2 separate regions of the Homo sapiens genome follow, and region 1 is linked to region 2. A link is a loop called in an ENCODE intact Hi-C map of the cell type or tissue named here. Cell type or tissue: A673. All regions are shown on one strand. Each heading gives the region's core, and the rest is flanking DNA. Links, peaks and the distances in the headings are about the cores only.

Region 1 (10,225 bases), core at 1,571-9,570, 700 kb before region 2:
ACAAGGGGGAGGGTACTGATAGGAAAACTAGAGAAAGAGAAAAATAGGGGTCATCACTTTTATGACTCTGAATGAGTCAAGGAATAGGACTTCCACTTTGCAATACAATTGACTACAGGGATATGGTGGGGCTTGTTGATAAGAGCCATTACAGTAACTTATCACAAGCAAGGCTGTATTCCACATCTTTCTCTGAGGGATATACATCCCCTATATCTGTTGATCTTAAGTTGTGCTCTGTAATAGAGCCTATTGTGAGGTCTGCCAAAAAAATACAAATGTCCAGGCCTTACTCCAGACCTACCAAATTTCTGGGGAAATCCTCAGAACGTATACTTTTAATATACATTAGTATACATACATAATGTATATAAAAGTATACATTAAGCAGCACTATTCACAATAGCAAAGACATGGAATCAACCCAAATGCCCATCAATGATAGATTGGATAAAGGAAATGTGGTACATATACACCATGGAATAATATGCAGCCACAAAAAGGAAAGAGATCATATCCTTTGCAGGGATATGGATGGAGCTGAAAGCCATTTCCCTCAGTAAACTAATGCAGGAACAGAAAACCAAACACCCCATGTTCTCACTTATAAGTGGGGCCTGAACATTGAGAACACATGGACACAGAGAGGGGAACAACACACACTGGGGCCTGTCAGGGGGTAGGGTGGGGGAGTGGAGAGCATTAGGAAAAATAGCTAATGCATGCTGGACTTAATACCTAGGTGATGGGTTGATAGGTGCAGCAAACCACCATGGCACATGTTTACCTATGTAACAAACCTGCACATCCTGCACATGTACCCCAGAACTTAAACATTAAAATTAAAAAAGAATATACCTTTAATATATATTAATATGGCTACAGGTCTTTGCTGAACATACCTGGAAATTCTTGGAAGGAATTTCAGGTAGGCACTAAGTCCCGTTTTGGTGAATGCACATGTTAGAGACTAGAAAATGTACACCCAACTAGCTCAAGGGAAGTAAAGGTTCTGCACTTTTTATTAAGAGGGTTAAATATCAGCTGGGTGAGGTGGCTCACGCCTGTAATGGGAGGCTGAGGCAGGCGGATCACCTGAGGTCAGGAGTTCAGCCTGGCCAACATGGCAAAACCCCATCTCCACTAAAAATACAAAAATTGGCTGAGCGTGGTGGCAGGCACCTGTAATCCCAGCTACTCGGGAGGCTGAGGCAGGAGAATCGCTTGAACCCGGGAAGCTGACGTTGCAGTGACCCGAGATCGTGCCATTGCACTCCAGCCTGGGCAACAGAGCAAGACTCCGTCTCAAAAAAAAAAAAAAAAAGATGTTAAATATCTAATGAATTCTATTATAGTTTTGAGAAGGTACCAAAAGATTCAGAAGATTCACAACTTATATAACAGCACAGCTTAATAAGTGAAAACAGATTGCACATCTTTGGGCCTTATGCTTATCCCTTCCAAGTTGATTGGGGTTAATTTCACAACAGACTTGTTTTAATAAAATAGTACTTTTCCTTTATCAAGGGAAAACAGAACAGGAACTAACAGAGCTTACTATGTCAGGCACTATGTTATTTGTTTTATCTATCTCTAATAATCTTCACAGTAACCCTGCATGAGAGTTTAATTAACTCAATTTCACAGATGAGGAAATTAAGCCTCAGAGAGATGAAATAACTTCCTCAGTGTCCCATAGTCTGAATTTGAGCCATGATGGTCTGATTCCAAAACCTACGTTTCGAGGGAAAATAGGTTATACTCAGTACATTTTCTCACCCCTACTCTTCCACTACACACCACATCACATTTTCTCCTATGTCCTAGCCTCTAATTGGCACTTCTTTCTTCGCTTTTGAATAATTTGCCTGAACTCTGGACAACGTGTTTTATCCTCTCCTACAGCAGAATTTTCTAGAACATTCTTTTCCTGAACATTCATAAAGCCTTCCCCTTCTTGACTTCTGTGATACCATTCTTCCAGTTGTCCCCCCATCCTTTCTCAATATTTTTCCTTCTCAATAATATTCCCTAAATTGCCTCCTAACACTTTAAATGTCAGCATTCCCCAGGGTTTCAACCTCAATTCTATTTTTCAGACTGCATATTTTTCCTGAGCAATCCCTTGTAGTTTCATGACTGCATGTGACACTTATGACTTGGTGATCTCTGTTTTCAGAGAAGCAACTTTCCATAATCCAAAACTATTTTCAGTTGCTTCCAAACCACTATCACCTGTGTAATACACACAAACAAAACTAAACTTACCATTTCCTAACATCCTAATTTCAATTTCTATTATCCTGTTCATTGTAATCCATGAAGTTATTCAAGCCAAAACTCTCAATTGTCATTAAATTCTCTTGCAGTCTTACCCAATATCTAAGTATTCATGAAATCCTCATTCCTAAATAGATCTTTAATCTGTCTCCTCTGCTCCATCCCCATATAATACTGCCCAAGCTAAAAAAAAACCCACCTTCCCTTACCTAGACTACGACAAAAGCATCCTAGCTGGTTTCTCTGATTCAATTCTAACCCACCCTGAGGAATCCTTTCTTCATGGTGGTTGGGGTGGGGGTGGGAGGATCTTTCAACCTCTATATAAAATATTTCAATAGCTTCTTATCATATACAAAAAAAATTCACACTCCCTACCATGAATACCAAACCCTTTATTATTTAGCCCCTGCATATTATTTCCAGCTTCATCGCTCATCATCCCTCTTATTTATTCCAGACATACTGAACTAACTGTAGAGCTGGGGTGTCTTTAGACAGACTGACCCAGAAATACTTTATAATAATTTGAAAATCTACCTATCTTATGATTTTAAAATTCCACTTCTAAGAACATGTATACTTGAAGCAGTGGTTCTCAAACTTTTTTATTAGAATTACCTGAAGAGTTAATAAAAATATAGAGGTGGCAAGTAGGTTGAAGGACAGGACTTGGCCTTTGTATTTTTATGAAGTGCCCTAGGTGATTCCATAACCTACCAAAGTTTATGGATCACTGCCTTAAAGCAGAGGCTGGCAAACTATAACCTAAAGATCAAATTCAGCTTCTGCCTGTTTTTGTAAACCAAGATTTTTTAGAATACAGCCCACCAATTAGGTGTTGTCTATGGCTCCCTTTATACTACAGCAGCAGGGTTGAATAGCTACAACAAAGATCAGAGATCATACAACTGCAATGCTGAAAATATTTACTATTTATCCATCTACAGAAAAGTTTGCTAAGCCTAGAGGAACACTTTGCACTGAAAGACACATATAAAGATATTCACTGTGGCAATGCTTGTCATAGTGAGATTTTGAAAAATTCATGATGTACGTAAATAGGCTAATTTACGTAATTCATGATGTACGTAAATATACTAAGGATATACACATATAATGAAATACTATACAACTGATAAAATTTACTAGATCTTTATTAACATGAATGGAATTAAATAATGAGTAAAAGAATGATATGCACAGTATGATACTTTTTATATGCATTTTTATACATACAACATGTAGAGAGATATTAAAAATAAACTGAAATAATATATACCAAATTCATGGTAGTCCTTGCCTATAAAAAGGAAACAAAAAGAAGACAGGGAGGAGAATAAAAGGGATCTCAACTCTATAAATTGTTTTCATTAAAACATTTAAAGTCAAAAAGGGACAAAGATCTGAAGATTTATAAATACTAGAATATGGAGTTGTTTGCCATAATACACTCTGTGGGTTTCAACTCAAAATTAAAACCAGAAACAACCTAAAATACCCAGTTATAGGGAAAAGTAATTGAACATTCACATTCCAACACAATGGAACATAATATATCATTGAAAAATGCACATGAAGAGAACATAACATATGAAATAATTGACTTAATTACCCCAATTAGCATAGGATTCAAAACTGTCCATGCGGTAAGGTTATAATTATATTTTAAACAACAATAAAAACTAGCTGTAATCCTTTTTCACTTTGTTTGTTGGCTGACTTATTTATTTGGTTGTTCTTTTTAATCAATATGTATGCATACAAAAATTACTAAAAACAGAACTGTCTACAGTGGATATGTTTGATTTTATGATATTCTTTTTCTATACCTTTTATTTTCCAAATAATATCAGCTGAATACATGTTGAACGAATATGTATGAATGAATTGAATGAATACATAAAATGAAATGCCTTCACTTTAAATGACTTTGTGTGTGGCAGATACAGCCAACTGTACGCTCACAATCCACTCTTCTCTTCTTCCTGTATATTCAGTAAAACACTATATTTCCTAGCCTGTCATGCACACGAAGGTGCCCATATGATACAGTTCTAACTCCCAATGAAATGTCAAGGGGAATTACTGGGTGCAGCATCTTAGAAAGCTCTTTGAAGGGGAGTAGACGTGACCGGCTTTCACCTTTACCATTTCTCCTTCACCTATGTCTTTTTTTGAATGATAACGTGAAGCAGCTGAGAAGGCGAAGCAGCCATCTTTAAACACGAGGACAAAAGCCACTCACAAATGGATGGCAGAGTAGAAACTTAGGGGAAGCCTGGATTCCTGAAGGCATTATACAGCCACTGCACCACCCCTGGACTGCAAACCTCATACTTTCTGTCACATGAGGAAAAAAAAGAAAAGAGAAAAAAAAAACTTTACTTGTTTAAACCTTTCTCTTACATTCTGCCAAATGCAACCCTTGATACATCATGCTAAAATAAAATTTTAATAAATTACCCCACTGAAAGACACTTAGAAGATAATATAACGTATCTTACCTTCAGAGGAGAAAAGTGAACCTCAAGAAAAAAAAAAGTTGGAGGCACCAACCTATTATCAGAACAAAGACTAAAGCTTCACTCTCACTTATGTGAATAATTTTTTCTAAAATATTAAAATCACACTGAACTTTACATTTCAAAATGGCTGAAACAGGCGGGGTGTGGTGACTTATACCTGTCATCCCAGCACTTTGGGAGGCGAGGCAGGTGGATTGCTTGAGCTCAGGAGTTCGAGACCAGCCTGGGACACACGGTGAAACCTCGTCTCTACTAAAAATACAATAATTAGCCAGGCATGGTGGCATGAGCCTGTAGTCCCAGCTATTCAGGAGGCTGAGGTGAGAGGACTGCTTGAGCTCAGCAGGCAAAGGCTGTAGTGAGCCAAGATTGAACCACTACACTCCAGCCTGGGTGACAGAGTGAGACCCTCCCTCAAAAAAAAAAGAAATGCTGAATGGTAAATTTTAAGTTATGTATATTTACCACAATAAAAGAGAGATAAAATTATATTAAAATGAAGTCCACTTTAATGATATAGTTTAAAGATAACATTTTATACATTTTTGTCAAATAACATATAAAATATTACACATATACTAGTCAACAACGAGTGCCCATCCTTTTGCTACTCATAAGCAAATCTGTAGTTTGAAATTATTCAAAATTAGTATTCAAACTAACACATCAATTTCATAAGTATGTCTGTACAGATTACTCCTAAACACTAAACAATCCACAACAAGGATAAAGAATCGGGAAATTTACAGATGGTATTTGAATTCATACTCTATCCCACAAAAGCAACTAATTTAAGCCCTTTTCCCTAATTGTCAATTTAACAGGAAGCCAAAAATATGTCTGCATTACACAATTATATGTCTGAATTTCACAAATATTATTCTTTATATCAAAGAATAAGACTTAGTTTTGTCCTTAGCTAAGAGGGTCTCTTGACTGGATATAGGATTGTTGGATCCCAATGCTTTTTGCTTAGTAATTGGACACTTCTATCGCTGACTCCTTGATTAGATTTCTAATCTCTGCTGCTCAGACACACCCCTCTTGGATTCATGAGTACCAAACACTCATGAAAGCACCTGTCCAGAGAATAGAGAGGACCAGTTCTGTTTATACTGAACTTTCATTCTCTTTCCTTTCTGCTTGGTCTGTGGTCCCACTCTTCGTTGTGCTAATATTTCTTCAGTCCTTTACTGTGGAGAAATATAATTCTCTGTCTCTGGATCTAAATTATTAAATCTCTTAGAGAACCACATTTTCTTCAAAAATAACACAAATACATCAAGGAAAATAAATGTATTTTTTCCAACATGAATATGTTCCAGAGTCTCAGGTAGTAGTTAGAAAACCAATTAAACGCTCCTTAGATATGCCCTAAGGTATTTTACTAAGTCATACCAGCACTTGTTGCTACTCTCCACAAGGGTGGTGATACCCACTCTGTTGAGCTAGGACTGAGCCTCAGTTATCAAGAAGCAGGTAGACAGAATATTTTATATCCAGTAGGTAGTAATAAAATTCTACCTGCAATTAAGAAAAGGCACTAAGCTTAACATAGCCCTAGCAACTATTTCTAAATGCCACAAGAGGGCGATATAACTCTATGACAGCACATGGGAAAACAATTTTTCGAGTTAGAAAAATTCCTGACTTTCCAAGATATGGAAATAAAGGCATGTCTGGGTTGAAAGTAACAAGCGTGCAAAAGGACTTATTTCTCCTCAATTCATTATTAGCAAAAACACAGTATTTGTCTATATCTTTCTCTGAAGGTTGGCGGTGATTCAAAAAGCAATATCTATACATGCTCTGCTCTTCAGGACACCTGTGAATATAGCTGGCAACTTAGTGCTCCACCTATAGCTACTCAAAAATTATTTGTTGTCCTTCAAACAGATCCCTTGAACAAAACAGTTTATTTGGACCTTGCGCTAGTCTTCAAACTTCTCTTTGAAATACGTCTGGAAAAAATAGACATAATTTCCTTCAATTATTCTTTGTGTTTAATCACATTTCTACTCACCACTGGCATTCGTTCATAGACACGAATAGAAGATAGTCTATCTACAATAAATCAAATATGAGCACTTAATGTTTTATCAGTTTTAACTCAAATTATAAAATGTACATATGATTGGTTTTGTACCTGAAGAGTTTCCATGGATTTTTTCCACTTTCTCCTTGAGATAAACAATTTGCTTTTCTAGTTCATCATTTAATTCAAGTTGTGTCTCATAACGGGTTTTCCATTCACTACCTGAGTAAAAACAGGGAGAAACAATCAAGATCACCCCACCACCTCTCATTTATTCATTAAAATAACATTATGAGCTTGATCTTACTCTATTACTATATTTGACTTTATTGGCAATACAGATCAACTAGAAGGAAATAGTTATTAAGTCTGTATTTCTGTTAGTAAGATTTTCCAGACTGCAAGAATTAGACTCACACTCAGGCTACCAAACAGCCAAACCTTATCACAACTACTGCAATTCCTCTTCTTCCCTACTTCCCACCTGCTTTTTTCTTTTACTTCTTGTGCATCCTTACAATGAATTCAATTAGAGGGAATATCAGGACATGTTTCTTTCCTTGGAACTTGAAATACCCATATATATAATATCCATATATTTCATATATGATATTTCATATACATATCCATAAATATATATATTTCAAGTTCCAAGGAAACTTGAAATACATATTTATATATTTATACATTTTATATATGTTTATGTGTATATAAAATATCCTAAACATTACTAACCTATCCAATGTCATGTTCATTTTTTTTCCTTTGAAAGCAATTCTGAAGTCTGCTGAATAACTATCACTTACGTGTCTGCCGTGTGTAAAGCACACAATGCTTCACATACATTAAGTAATTTAATCCTCATTTTAGAAATGTAGTCACCTATTTTACAAAGATGAGGAAACCAAGGCTCAAAGATGTCAATGTCAAATAACATTCTTAAGATGACAGAGCTAATAAATAAGGGAACCGGGTTTTTAATCCAGTTTTATCTGCCTTTGAAATCATATCCTCTTAACTCCTAAGCTGAAGGAACAATGTACATTTAGCTATCTTCTCAGGCATTTTCTCTTAACCTTAAGCAGTTTTCTTTCACTAAACCCTTTTAGCTATTAAAGTCAAAGCATTTTCCTTATGTCTGGGGAAAAAGAAGAATACAGCCTAAAATTAAAAGGTCTTTGTTCAGATTCAAAGCCCAAAGCTAACTTTTTCGAGTCTTTAAAGTCAGGCTTTGTAGAGGGCAAAAAGATGGCTTCTTTTTCAACTTTAAATGCTCTTCACAGGTCTGAAATAACTGCTGCTACATAACAGTTAGTGGAAGAGTTAAGGAGAAAGAGTATTAGCACATACCACTACCAACCTCCTCAGCCCTGACACAGGTCTCCCTTACACCCTCATCTCTATGCAAATGCGGTCTACCAAAGGGGATGGAACCCCCTCCCATACTGAAACTGAAAGTCATTAACCCAAAAGCTTTGGAAAGGTACAAGAAGAAAGGAGAAGCCCTGAAAGACTAAACATTTACCCAAAAGATACAGTAGAGCTCAACTGTATGGAATCATCTTTATAACTTGCTACCTAAAGTCTCCCTTTGTCATGGTATCCCCTTTCCTAACATGGTAACGGATTCTTCAGAGCAAGATGAGAATGGTTACCAAAAAATTAAAAATGCAATTTATTTTTGGCACATCTGAGTACAGTTTATAAATTTTGACACCATTTTATTTAAAAATATTATTGACTTTTAAGTCAATCATCAAATTTAATTATCAAATATAGACAAGCCAGCCAGGCACGGTGGCTCACACCTGTAATCCCACCATTTTGGGAGGCTGAGGCTGGTGGATCACTTGAGGTCAGGAGTTCAAGACTAGCCTGGCCAATGTGGTGAAACCCCGTCTCTACTAAAGAATACAAAAATTAGCCAGGCATGGTGGCAGGTGCCTGTAATCCCAGCTACTCAGGAGGCTGAGGCAGAAGAATTGCTTGAACCCGGGAGGCAGAGGTTGCAGTGAGCTGAGATTGTGCCACTGCACTCTAACCTGGGTGACATAGCTAGTCTGCATCTCAAAAAAATAAAAATTTTTCTCAAAAAAATAAAATAAGATAGATAGATAGATAGATAGATAGATAGATAGATACATAGATACATAGATACATAGATACATAGATAGATAGACCGACCTATTAGTATACAGTCGTAACCAAATGGAATCCGGCTGCTTGCCACTTACAGAGTCCAATTAATAAGAGCAAGGTCTGGCATAAAGTGGCTTTATTAACCCCAACATCAACATGGGACAACACAAAAGACCCAAGATAGACACCAAAACAAGACACACAGACCTTGTAACCAGCACAACTCCTGCATGCCTCCCATATTAAGTTTCCCTTTGAAAGCCCCCTGCCTTTTCCCTAGAAATTGGACATGGTTATTTTGGATGGGAATCTGGCCACTTGTCCATTATTAGTTTTGGTCAATGAAGTCACTTTCTCTCTACTGGACCTCGCTTTTGTTAATTGAACTATGCAATCAGCACTTACAATTGCTGGTTACAATTTTAGTGTCCCGTATGGTGAGTGCTGTATGCTCCAGGGCCTGAGCCTGCCAGTCTGGTTTCTATCAGATGGGGCATAGGGCCACCTGTGAATACTAGTTGCTGATGGCTAGCTGACCCATGGCTAGGATATTAGGGAATTTCCCAGCAGCTGCCAAGACTCTTTTGTCTTAGGGATCCTCTCTTTTCTTCCTGCTATGGTGTCTGCTACCTTCAATGCTTCACTGGTGCAAAGAAAGTGACCTCTGGAGAAGCTGAGAAACTATGGAACTAGGTGCATTAGTCAGAGTGTACCCAACCACCTTCTGCCTCTTTTGGGGTGTCGCTGGGGCTCTGCTTTATTTAGACTTGGCTGCCAGTGAAACTATATGAGCATTTTATGCATTGGTTTTGTTTGTATTTGCTGCACCCTTGGGCCTTTGCTCAGTTCTGACTCAGTTGCCTGGGGGAGCCATTTGAAACTGAAATGAGGGATTTCGGAGTCTACACAGCCCCTTAACCAGGGATTTGTTTGGATGCACACCACCTGTTTGTCCGTGTGTGAGATCTTTGTGCACCCTGATCTCTTTGTCTCTCTTTCTCTCTCTCTTTCCCCTTTTTTCCAACTTCATCATCCTGATTATCTCAGAAGCCATCTACAGCCCTACTCTTCTCAGCCAAAACCACCCTTCGCTCCCTCTGGCTGGAAACAGTTTACCTTGACTGGTGACTTGAGGAAATGGGAGGGATTCATCCCACACCCTTCAGTTCTAGGGTGCTGAGGCTCTCCCTAAGAGGAGATAAACAAGAGAGGTAGGGGTACTGTGCAGTGGCTGGAAGGCTCA
Region 2 (10,225 bases), core at 1,570-9,569:
TTTGGGAGGCTGAGGTGGGCAGATCACCTGAGGTCAGGAGTTCAAGACCCGTCTGGCCAACATGGTGAAACCATTTCTACTAAAAATACAAAAACTAGCCAGGAGTGGTGGTGCATGCCTGTAATCCCAGCTACTCAGGAGGCTGAGGCAGGAAACTGCTTGAATCTGGGAGGTGGAGGTTGCAGTGAGACAAGATTGCGCCATTGCACTCCATCTTCAGTGACAGAGCAAGACTCTGTCTCAAAAAAAAAAAAAAAAAAAAAAAAAGAAAAGAATTTTCTTAGCTGGGCACGGTGGTTCATGGCTATAATCCCAGCACTTTGGGAGGCCAAGGCAGGCAGATCTCCTGAGGTCAGGAGTTCAAGACTAGCCTGGCCAACATGGCAAAACCTCATTTCTACTAAAAATACATAAATTAGCCGGCTGTGGTTGCAAGCGCCTGTAGTCCCAGCTACTTGGGAGGCTGAGGCAGGAGAATCGCTTGAACCTGGGAGGCAGAGGTTGCGGTGAGCCGAGATCGCACCACTGCACTCCAGCCTGGGCAACAGACCGAGACTCTGTCTCAGGAAAAAAAAAAATTGTGTTATATACTTTGCCTACTATTTAGTAGTAAAATAATTTATTCCCTTGTTTTTCTGGTAGAGGTACTTTGTGCAGAAAGGGAGAGAATGATTTTCTTAGAGAGGAAGCATGTTAAAAGTTCAAATAGCATATGGCAAATCAGTTTTAACTTTAAACTTGAAAAGAGCAACAACACTATTGAGTAATACATAAAAAAGAACATACTTCTCCATTTCAAAGATTCATGAGTAGAGTTAAAATACCATGTAATTTAACTAAAAACAAATCAAAATCCAAAAAACTTTCTTTTACAAATCTCGTTTTTATCTCAGCATAAGTCCCCAAGAGCTTTTAAGAGTTTTGTGTATCTGAAGAATTCTGATGTAAGAGCTGAATCCCTGATACCAATCTCACTATCAGGTAGAATTAATCTAAACATTTTTTCAAAAAGTTAGCTGTTCTTCAGAAATGAAAGATATCTTTGTTTTAAAAACTGCCCATGTTAGAAAATGTCTGTAGACATGGAGTCTCTTTCTTTTAAACCTCTTTTGGAGTATAACTGAATTTCCCATGGTTTTTTAAAATGAGTATTTAAGTTACTATGACAGTTGGCTTTTAATAAGTGAGGCAGGTGTGGTGGCATGTGCCTGTAGTCCTAGCCACTAGGGAGGCTGAGGTAAGAGGATTGTGGCTGAGTCATGATGGCACCATTGCACCCCAGCCTGGGCAACAGAAGGAGATCCCAACTCATTTAAAAAAACAAAAAAATAGGTGCAGTGGCTCATGCCTATACTCCCAGCACTTTGGGAGGCTGAGGCAGGGGAATCGCTTGAGGCCATGAGTTCAAGACCAGCCTGGCCAACATGGTGAAACCCCGTCTCTACTAAAAATACAAAAATCAGCCAGGCATGGTGGCACACACCTGTATTCCCAGCTACTTGGGAGGCTAAGGCATGAGAATTGCTTGAACTCGGGAAGTGTAGGTTGCAGTGAGCTGAGATCATGCTACTGCACTCTAGCCTGGGCGACAGAGTGAGACTGTCTCCAAAAAAAAAAAAAAAAAAAAAAAACAAAAACGGTGGTAAGAAGTAAAGTATATATTATCTTCTAGCAAGAAATGCTAAATCAATCAAAATCTTTCTCAGTATTTTTTTTTTTTTTTAATGGAATCTCACTCTGTTGCCCAGGCTGGAGTACAGTGGCAAGATCTCGGCTCATTGCAACAACCACTTCCTGGGTTCAAGCGATTCTCTTGCCTCAGCCTCCCGAGTAGCTGCGATTACAGGCACGTGGCACCATGCCCGGCTAATTTTTTGTATTTTTAGTAGAGACGGGGTTTCACCATGTTAGCCAGGATGGTCTCCATCTCCTGACCTCATGATCCACCCGCCTCGGCCTCCCAAAGTGCTGGGATTATAGGCATGAGTCACTGCGCCCCACCTTTGTTTTTTTTTTTTTTTTGAGACGGAATCTCACTCCGTCACCCAGGCTGGAGTGCAGTGGCACAATCTCAGCTCACTGCAACCTCCGCCTTCTGGCTTCAAGAGATTCTCCTATCTCAGCTCCCAAGTAGCTGGGATTATGGGCACGTGCCACCACACCCAGCTAATTTTTATATTTTCAGTAGAGATGGGGTTCTGCCACGTTGGCCAGGCTGGTCTCAAACTCCTGACCTCGGGTGATCCGCATGCCTCAGTCTCCTGAAATGCTGGGATTACAGGCGTGAGCCACTGTGCCCGGTCCTCAGTACTTTTTAAGTTAAATATTTTCACACAATTTACTGGAGAAAAGGAATAGATAGAGATATAGCTAATTTATATTAACAATCATAAACAGTAACAGAATTGGATCTGATGAAAAAATATCAAGCACAAAGATGAATGTTAGCCGGGCGTGGTGGCTCACGCCTGTAATCCCAGCATTTTGGGAGGCCCAGGTGAGAGGATCACTTGAGGTCAGGAGTTCAAGACCAGCCCTGGCCACCATGGTGAGACCCCACCTCTACTAAAAATACAAAAAAAGTTAGCCGGGCCTGGTGGTGGATGCCTGTAATCCCAGCTGTTTGGGAGGCTGAGGCAGGAGAATCACTTGAACCCAGGAGGCAGAGGCTGCAGTGAGCTGAGATTGTGCCACTGCACTCCAGCCTGGGTGACAGAGTGAGATTTGGTCTCAATTAAAAAAAAAAAAAGGAAAAAAAAAGAAAAAAAGATGAATGTTAATAATTACAGGTACTGGTTGAGTGCTGAACACATGCTAAACACCTGACATACATTTCCTTATTTATTTATTAATTATGGAGTCTTGCTCTGTAGCTCAGGCTGGAGTGCAGTGGCACGATCTTGGCTCGCTGCAACCTCCACCTCTTGGGCTCAAGTTATTCTCCTGCTTCGGCCTCCTGAGTAGCTGGGACTACAGGTGTGTGCCACCATGCATGGCTAAGTTTTTGTATTTTTAGTAGAGATGGGGTTTTACCATGTTGGCCAGGCTGGTCTCAAACGCCTGTCCTCAGGTTCCCAAAGTGCTGGTATTACAGGGATGAGCCACTGTGCCCGGCCACATTTCCTCATTTTAATCACTACCTCAGAGTTATGGTGTCTAAAACAAATGACTTTGGAGGTTGAGTTCTCTTTTGGAAGCCTGCTTTTCTACCCATATATTGAGAGGGTGAAACAAACATACCAGCTTCTTAGACTTGCTCACATGGTCCACAAAAAAAGGGAGAAGGACTAACTGTCACATTCTTTTAAGGAACCAAACCATGCACGCAGATATGAATCATTGGTATACAAAACTAGAACTGGCCAAGGATTACTATATTAGAGATAGAAGAGCATTCAGGGTCATTAGTAAGCAACCCAGCACTCCAGACTGAGTTGTGCGTGTAGTTAAGATCTGCTTCCTATGGTTCTTCTTAATGTAATTTTTCTCCGTATCTTTTTCATATCCATTAATTCTAGTCATCTGTGGGCTTAAAAAACTAAAAACTCAGCTTGTTAGAGCTATGTCTAAATCAGAATTTAAGGGCCAGGCGTGGTGACTCAGCCTGTAATCCCAGCACTTTGGGGGCCAAGGAGGGCTGACTGCTTGAGGTCAGGAGTTCAAGACCAGCCTCGGCAACATGGTGAAACCTCATCTGCTAAAAATACCAAACAATTAACCAGGCATGGTGGTTTGCACATGCACTCTCAGCTACTCGGGAGGTTGACACATGAGATTTGCTTGAACCCTGGAAGCAGAGGTTGCAGTGAGCCAAGATCGCATCACTGCACTCCAGGCTGGGTGACAGAATGAGACCTTGTCTCAAAAAATAATAATAAAAAATAAATAAAATAATTTAAAACCTAAGTCACAGCCTGAGAAATGACTCTATGATCATGAAATACACACTTTTTAGCATTTATTTTGCCTGTTAGGGATTTTTGATTCTATTTAGAAAAGTTAAGCAACTGAACAAGTGATCATCATATACTTTGGGATTATTTTTTGAAAAAATTTTTTATTATTTTTTGAGACAGAGTCTCTCTCTGTTGACCAAGGTGGAGTGCAGTGGCGCAGTCCCGACTCACTGCAACCTCTGCCTCCCAGGTTCTAGTGATTCTCATGCCTCAGCTTCCCGAGTAGCTGGGCTTACAGGTGTGCGCTACGACACCTGGCTAATTTTTAGTAGAGACGGGATTTCGCTATGTTGGCCAGGCTGGTCTCATACTCCTGGCCTCAAACGATCCTCCCACCATGGCCTCTCAAAGCGCTGGGATTACAGATGTGAGCCACTGTGCCTGGCCAGCATATACTTTGCTTAGAAAAATTACTAAAAAACAAGCATATTTTTAAAAAGAGGTAGACTAACTACCAGTTAGGAAACTGAAAATCTGAGAGGAAAGCTTTGCATATTAAAAAACAAAGATGTGGGAAAAGAAAATACAAGTAAAATATAAATGAAAGTTTTGGCTGAGCGTGGTGGCCCATGCTCCTAATCCCCACAATTTGGGAGGCCGAGGCAGGCAGATCACTTGAGGCCAGGAGTTTGAGACCAGCCTGGCCAACACAGTGAAACCCCATCTCTACCAAAAAACACAAAAAATAGCCTGGCGTGGTGGTGCGTGCCTGTAATTCCAGCTACTCGGGAGGCTGAGGCACGAGAATCGCTTAAGCCCAAGAGGCAGAGGTTGCAGTGAGCTGAGATTGAGCCACTGCACTCCAACCCAGGTGACACAGGGAGACCCTGTCTCAAAAATAAAATAAAATAAAATAAAATTTTTAGTATGAAAATGTAAATGCCCTATTTTATTTGTATGTATTATACAAAGCTCTACTTAAATTATATACATGTAGTTTAAAACCTTACAGGAGCACTTATTATCAGAAAAGAAATTGTAGGCAACTTTTGTAAGATGACTTTGTATAAGAATCATCAGAACCAGAACATGTAACCTGGTTACTCTAAGAGGAAATACAAGCAAGTAGTAATAAATTTCTTTTTGTAGTCATTAAAAAAAAATCAGCTAAGAAAGAAGACATTAGAAACCACTGTAAAACGTACTAAAGAAATGACTTAAATGGTCAAAGCAATATTGTAAAAGATATTTAAGCTAATGACTGCCATCTAGTGAGACAGTCACGTAATTATAGGACTTGACTACAAAACCCACGTTCCTGTTTCATTATTTTCTGAACTATTTCAGTCGCTATTTTTATTAGGGCTTAGGGAAATACATGCAAGGCATGCTTATCAAATTTGTGGCTTAAATGAATTGAGAAAACAGCTATTGCCCTAAGATAGAACAAGAACCTACACTTTTAGACACAGAAATCTAACAAGTTGAAGTTGAGATAACTAGCCACAATTCCATTCCTGAAAACAAAGCAAAAGAACACAGAAAGAAATCCACACCAGTATAGAGATGGAGAGACAAAGTTCAAAGGCAATGAACAGGAAAAAGAGTTGGCAATACCTGTACGAAGTAACAATGTAATGTGGAAACCAAATCCACACGAACAGACACATCTTCAGTGGAAAATTATAAGAAAAAAATATGCTATGTTTAAAAACTGTAAGAACTGGGCCAGGCGCAGTGGTTCATGCCTGTAATCCCAGCACTTTTGGGAGGCCGTGGCTGGTGGATCACGAAGTCAGGAGATAGAGACCATCCTGGCTAACACGGTGAAACCCTGTCTCTACTAAAAATACAAAAAAAAATTAGCCGGGCATGGTGGCAGGCGCCTGTAGTCCCAGCTACTGGGGAGGCTGAGGCAGGAGAATGGTGTGAACCCGGGAGGCGGAGCTTGCAGTAAGCTGAGATTGCGCCACTGCACTCCAGCCTGGATGACAAAGCGAGACTCTGTCTCAAAAACAAACAAACAAACAAACAACAACAACAAAAACCGTAAGAACTGACAGCCTAAAACAGAGAATACACATGGAAAACAGCTTTGACTCTCTGAAGGGCTGTCACAAAGAAGTGGAGTAGATAATTTTGTGTAGCTACAGAAGACAGAAACAATGGAAGGGGGTGATTAAAAGGAGACATATTTGCATTTGGTGTCTAGAGGAACTTCACAGCTGAGCTGAGACAGAATGAGCTGCTTAAGCATCACTAGAGCTATGCAGTAGAGGCTGAAAGATCACTAGGTAGTTGTAAAAACTTTCCAATATTGGATAAATGATTAAATTAGATTTAAGAGTCAGCAAACTATAGCCTGTAGCCCAAATCTGATCTGCTGCTTATTTGTGTAAATAAAGGATGTATTTTATCTATGTCTACTTTCATGCTACAATAGAGCGTTGAGCAGCTGCCACAGAGGCTGACTGGCTTTAAAGCTGAAATATTTACTATATGGTCCTTTACAGAAAAAGTTCTCTAACACCTGAATTACATAAGTAAGAAGATTTCTTCTAATTTCTCTATGCATGTCAACTTCAGAATGTAAGTTTTCTGAGAGCAATGACTGGCTGTTTATAAGCTTTGTCAGAACCATATTTTTCACTGGGTGGATCCAAAAACTATGAATTTTGTAACTTTAACCACCTATCATTTATTTGCCTCCTTTCCACCTCCTGCAAAGAGTATTACATGATGCATATTAATAAAACTTACTAAATTTAATTCAAATTAATTCAATTGAGCTGGGACACTTAAATAATTAGGGATACTTTAAGGTGCTGTAAAACCAAGGCTACGAATTAATAGCTTAATGATAATCACATGCTTTAATTCTTTAAAACTTAACATTTCTAGTAACAGTGTAGTAAATGGGATTATGATAAGGAAAAAATATGGCATCAGAACTCCTTTTCTTTACAGAGTAGTATAAAGGAACTAGATTTATAAGAATAAAGTTCAGATTTTTGTTTTATTGTTTGGTTCACTCCCTAACATCAGCAAAATCATTTAAATTATCTTTGCCCTACTGCTGAATGACAAAATCAGCTGCTAAAAATCTGATGCCTTATGCCCTCCCTCCCACTGAGTGACTCCCTCTAGAAAGATAATGCAAGGGAAATATTTATCAAGTTTCTCTTGGGGTCCTCTGGAGAAAATCAGGAAATCACACCAAGTAACTTTATGAATGAGATTTTCCTTTTAGCCTATCATGATTTACTAAGATGTTGGACATGAAATACTTTTTTAGTAAGAGTGAACTACAACATATCCAACAATAAATTCATATCATGTTATAAGCCAGAGAACTTTTTGTGATGATGGAAATGCTATACAACAAGCGGGGCATGGTGGCTCACTTCTGTAGTCCCAGCTATTCAGGAAGCTGAGGCAGGAGGATGGAGTTTGAGTCCAGCCTGGGCAACACAGTAAGACCTTATCTCCTTTAAAAAAAAAAAAGGTAGCTTTTAGCAACAAGTAATTTAAATGTGGCCAATGAAACTGAGGAACTAAATTTTCATTTTATTTAAATTTAAATAGACACATGCAGCTAGTGCTACTTGTCTGAAGAGCAATGGTATGAATATCTTTACAGCTAATTCTCTTAAGAATTATATTAGTTGATTCACTTAGAATCTTAAAAAAACAAAAAACACCTAGAAAAAAACAAAAAAAACAGCTAGAAATACAAGGGATGGGGATGGATGATGGTGGGGGAGAAATATACTTCACAAAGTGTGGAATTAAATAAATATTTATTTCTAGAAGGATATGCAGTGAGTTTTTCTGTAATTATTATTAAATTTGGGGGGGCCTTATATGTTTACCTTTTTGTGTTGTTTGGTTTGGTTTTTGCTATAACAGGATCTTAATAAATATGTAATAATATTCAGTTCTAAACTAGGTCTATTTCATTCATAGATAGTTTTACATATTCATCTTATTTTGGTCTCAATTTGTTTCCTTAGTTCTGTAATTTTTTTTTTTTTTTTGAGACAGGCTCTTGCTTTGTCACTGAGGCTGGAGTGCGGTGGGGCAATCACAGCTCACTATAACCTCAAACTGCTGGGCTCAAATGATCCTCCTGCCTCAGCCTCCTAAGTAGCTGGGACTAGACGCATACACCACCACACCCTGTTAATTTTTCTCTTATTTTTACAGAGATGGGGTCTTGTTATGTTGCCCAGGCTGGGCTCAAACTCCTGGCCTCAAGTGATCTTCCTGCCCTGGCCTCCCACAGTGCTGGAATTACAGGCATGTAAACCTGGCCTGTAATTTTTCTTTTAATACCATTTTGTTGTTTTGTCATCTTACCTTTGAAGACCTGTGTTGCTAAATTCTTATTTTCATTGTTTTATTTCTTTAGCCAGAATACTTGCATGTAATTTTGTCCTTTTCCTTGGATTACACTGTCTTAAATCTTTTGTATGCAACTTTAATTCTTTTTTGTGTAATTATATGTTGGTGTGATTGCCATTTCTTTCTTTTATTTTGTCATGATTAACATGGGCAGCTCTCCTACAGTAAATGAACATTCTCCTTGATGTACCTGTATCTCTTCCCCCTCTAAACTAGAATTTCAAGGCCTGAGTATTATATCTGGACTTGAGGGTAGACGGTGGGAAGGCAGGGAGGAGGGACCCTCCCCTGGAGCTCTACGTGGCTTTGTTGGTTACTTGGGTTCCCTGGTCTTGTGAGATTTTGTCGAGTGTCTTGAACAAGGTACACTCCATCCAGGAAAGGATCTAGTCACATGGATCTGTGTCCCCAATTCAGCTTACAGTCCTGAAAAATGGCAGACCTCAGCAAGTTTTCTTGCTTCTGCTGAAATTCTGACGTATTGTGTGGTGGTAGGTATATTGTTTGACATATTGTGTGATGGTAGGTATATTGTTTGATGTTGTCCAAGGGTGCTTTTTCATTCTCTTATTCATTTTTTCCAGATTGGGAAGTATTTGGCAAACGCTCAGGATCCTGAGCGTTTGCCAAATTCATCTTATTTCTCTAAATGGCTTTTAAAAGGTAGGAATGGTACTAGGATTTTATTTCTTTCCTCAACCTCCACTTTTTGAAGTTATGGTGTGAAGTTTCAAATAATCCTTTTTGAGTGATTGCTGCTTGTGATTTTGTTTGTTTCATCAAAAACTGGATTCTGTGATCCAGCTTCATTTCACATCTTTACCTGGAATTCAGGCTATACTTTTAAATAAAAGTCTTAATTGAATATGCACAATAAATATTAAAACTTGGGTAGAAGCAATCAGAAACCAAGAGAGAGAAATGGTCACAATATTAAATAAGTAATTGTCAAGTGAATCTCATAAAATCAGACAATATTTGTAACAAAATGATCAGTTCCTCTATGGGGCTGTACCATTTGTATAAGGATTTCATACCAAAAACACTCAGTTTTTAAACTGATAGGTAAACTCTCCTTTAACTTTACTTTAGCTCTCCTGCATTCTTGACTGAATGTTATTTAAACTACATTCTTATACTCACAGGCCAAGGCTGTAGATCATTTAGCCCCTTTTCTAATTTCTCAACATCTGGAAACTTTGTGGCTCCATCAGCATCTGCCATAAGGATCTTTTCTCCTCGAGAACTGAATATACCCTGTATTTTAAAATTTCAAGTCAAAGAAAATTGGTTAAAACTCAGGTTAAATTCAATGACACTTCAGTCTGTTCTACTTAAAATACCTAAGAGTGAAAGATGAGGTATGAGATGGCTGAAGGAGGCCAGAGTTCACTGAAAACAAATTACCTGTATATTAAGATCTTCTCAAATGAACCTATTGCCTATCTTCATTATTTTAAAAACTTTGTGAAGTCATACTACAAATATCTTGGAAAATACCAAGATAATAAAATAGGTTTGGACAAATTAAAGATATTCTGCATCACAAAGAATAAAAAACGGACAGTACGTATCATACATATTATATGTTTATCGTGTCATGATGCTTAAAATGAATTACGGGCTACTTAGAACCACATATAAAGAACATGTTTATAGACAGATTAAACATTCTAATATATAGATATGCTGTGAAATGCACAGGTCTTTAGTATCATTTATTATAGGATCTAAAGTTTACTAAATTAATTAAAGAAATAAAAAGTGTCAATAAACTTTAAGAATTATGCATAAATCCAAATGTTATGTTATGCCATTTGCGGTATTTGAAACAGCAAAATTATGCCATTCAATTCTGAATTGGCTGGTCTTTTGTGCAAATTATGGCTCCATGAGTGCATATTTCATACAGAAATAAACTGCAC

The links. A loop is a pair of places that touch in the nucleus more often than their neighbours do. Peaks named below come from ENCODE experiments on the same cell type or tissue, not always from the same donor. Only the 100,000 strongest peaks of a DNase experiment are listed, where the experiment ranks them.
Region 1: it touches region 2 in a loop (9-fold over the local background); 12 of 110 quality-filtered maps call a loop at or near these places.

The regions. Positions count from the first base shown.
Region 1 is chr13:36,276,638-36,286,862 of GRCh38, forward strand. CCDC169-SOHLH2 (CCDC169-SOHLH2 readthrough) reads right to left here. Exons shown (of 16, transcript NM_001198910.2): 2 at 6,955-7,065. The coding sequence starts at 6,969. CCDC169 (coiled-coil domain containing 169) reads right to left here. Exons shown (of 8, transcript NM_001144981.3): 3 at 6,955-7,065; 4 at 6,832-6,872. Among named protein-coding and RNA genes, the nearest start is that of CCDC169, 16 kb to the right of the region's middle. RefSeq lists a silencer at 1-149. In A673, for the core only: a CTCF peak has its summit at 6,385 (motif pointing right); a DNase peak (open chromatin) is centred at 6,424; H3K27ac peaks cover 497 bases.
Region 2 is chr13:36,976,184-36,986,408 of GRCh38, forward strand. It overlaps ALG5 (ALG5 dolichyl-phosphate beta-glucosyltransferase), which reads right to left. Exons shown (of 10, transcript NM_013338.5): 6 at 9,444-9,557. Among named protein-coding and RNA genes, the nearest start is that of ALG5, 18 kb to the right of the region's middle. In A673, for the core only: a CTCF peak has its summit at 5,189 (motif pointing left); a DNase peak (open chromatin) is centred at 5,158; H3K27ac peaks cover 2,826 bases.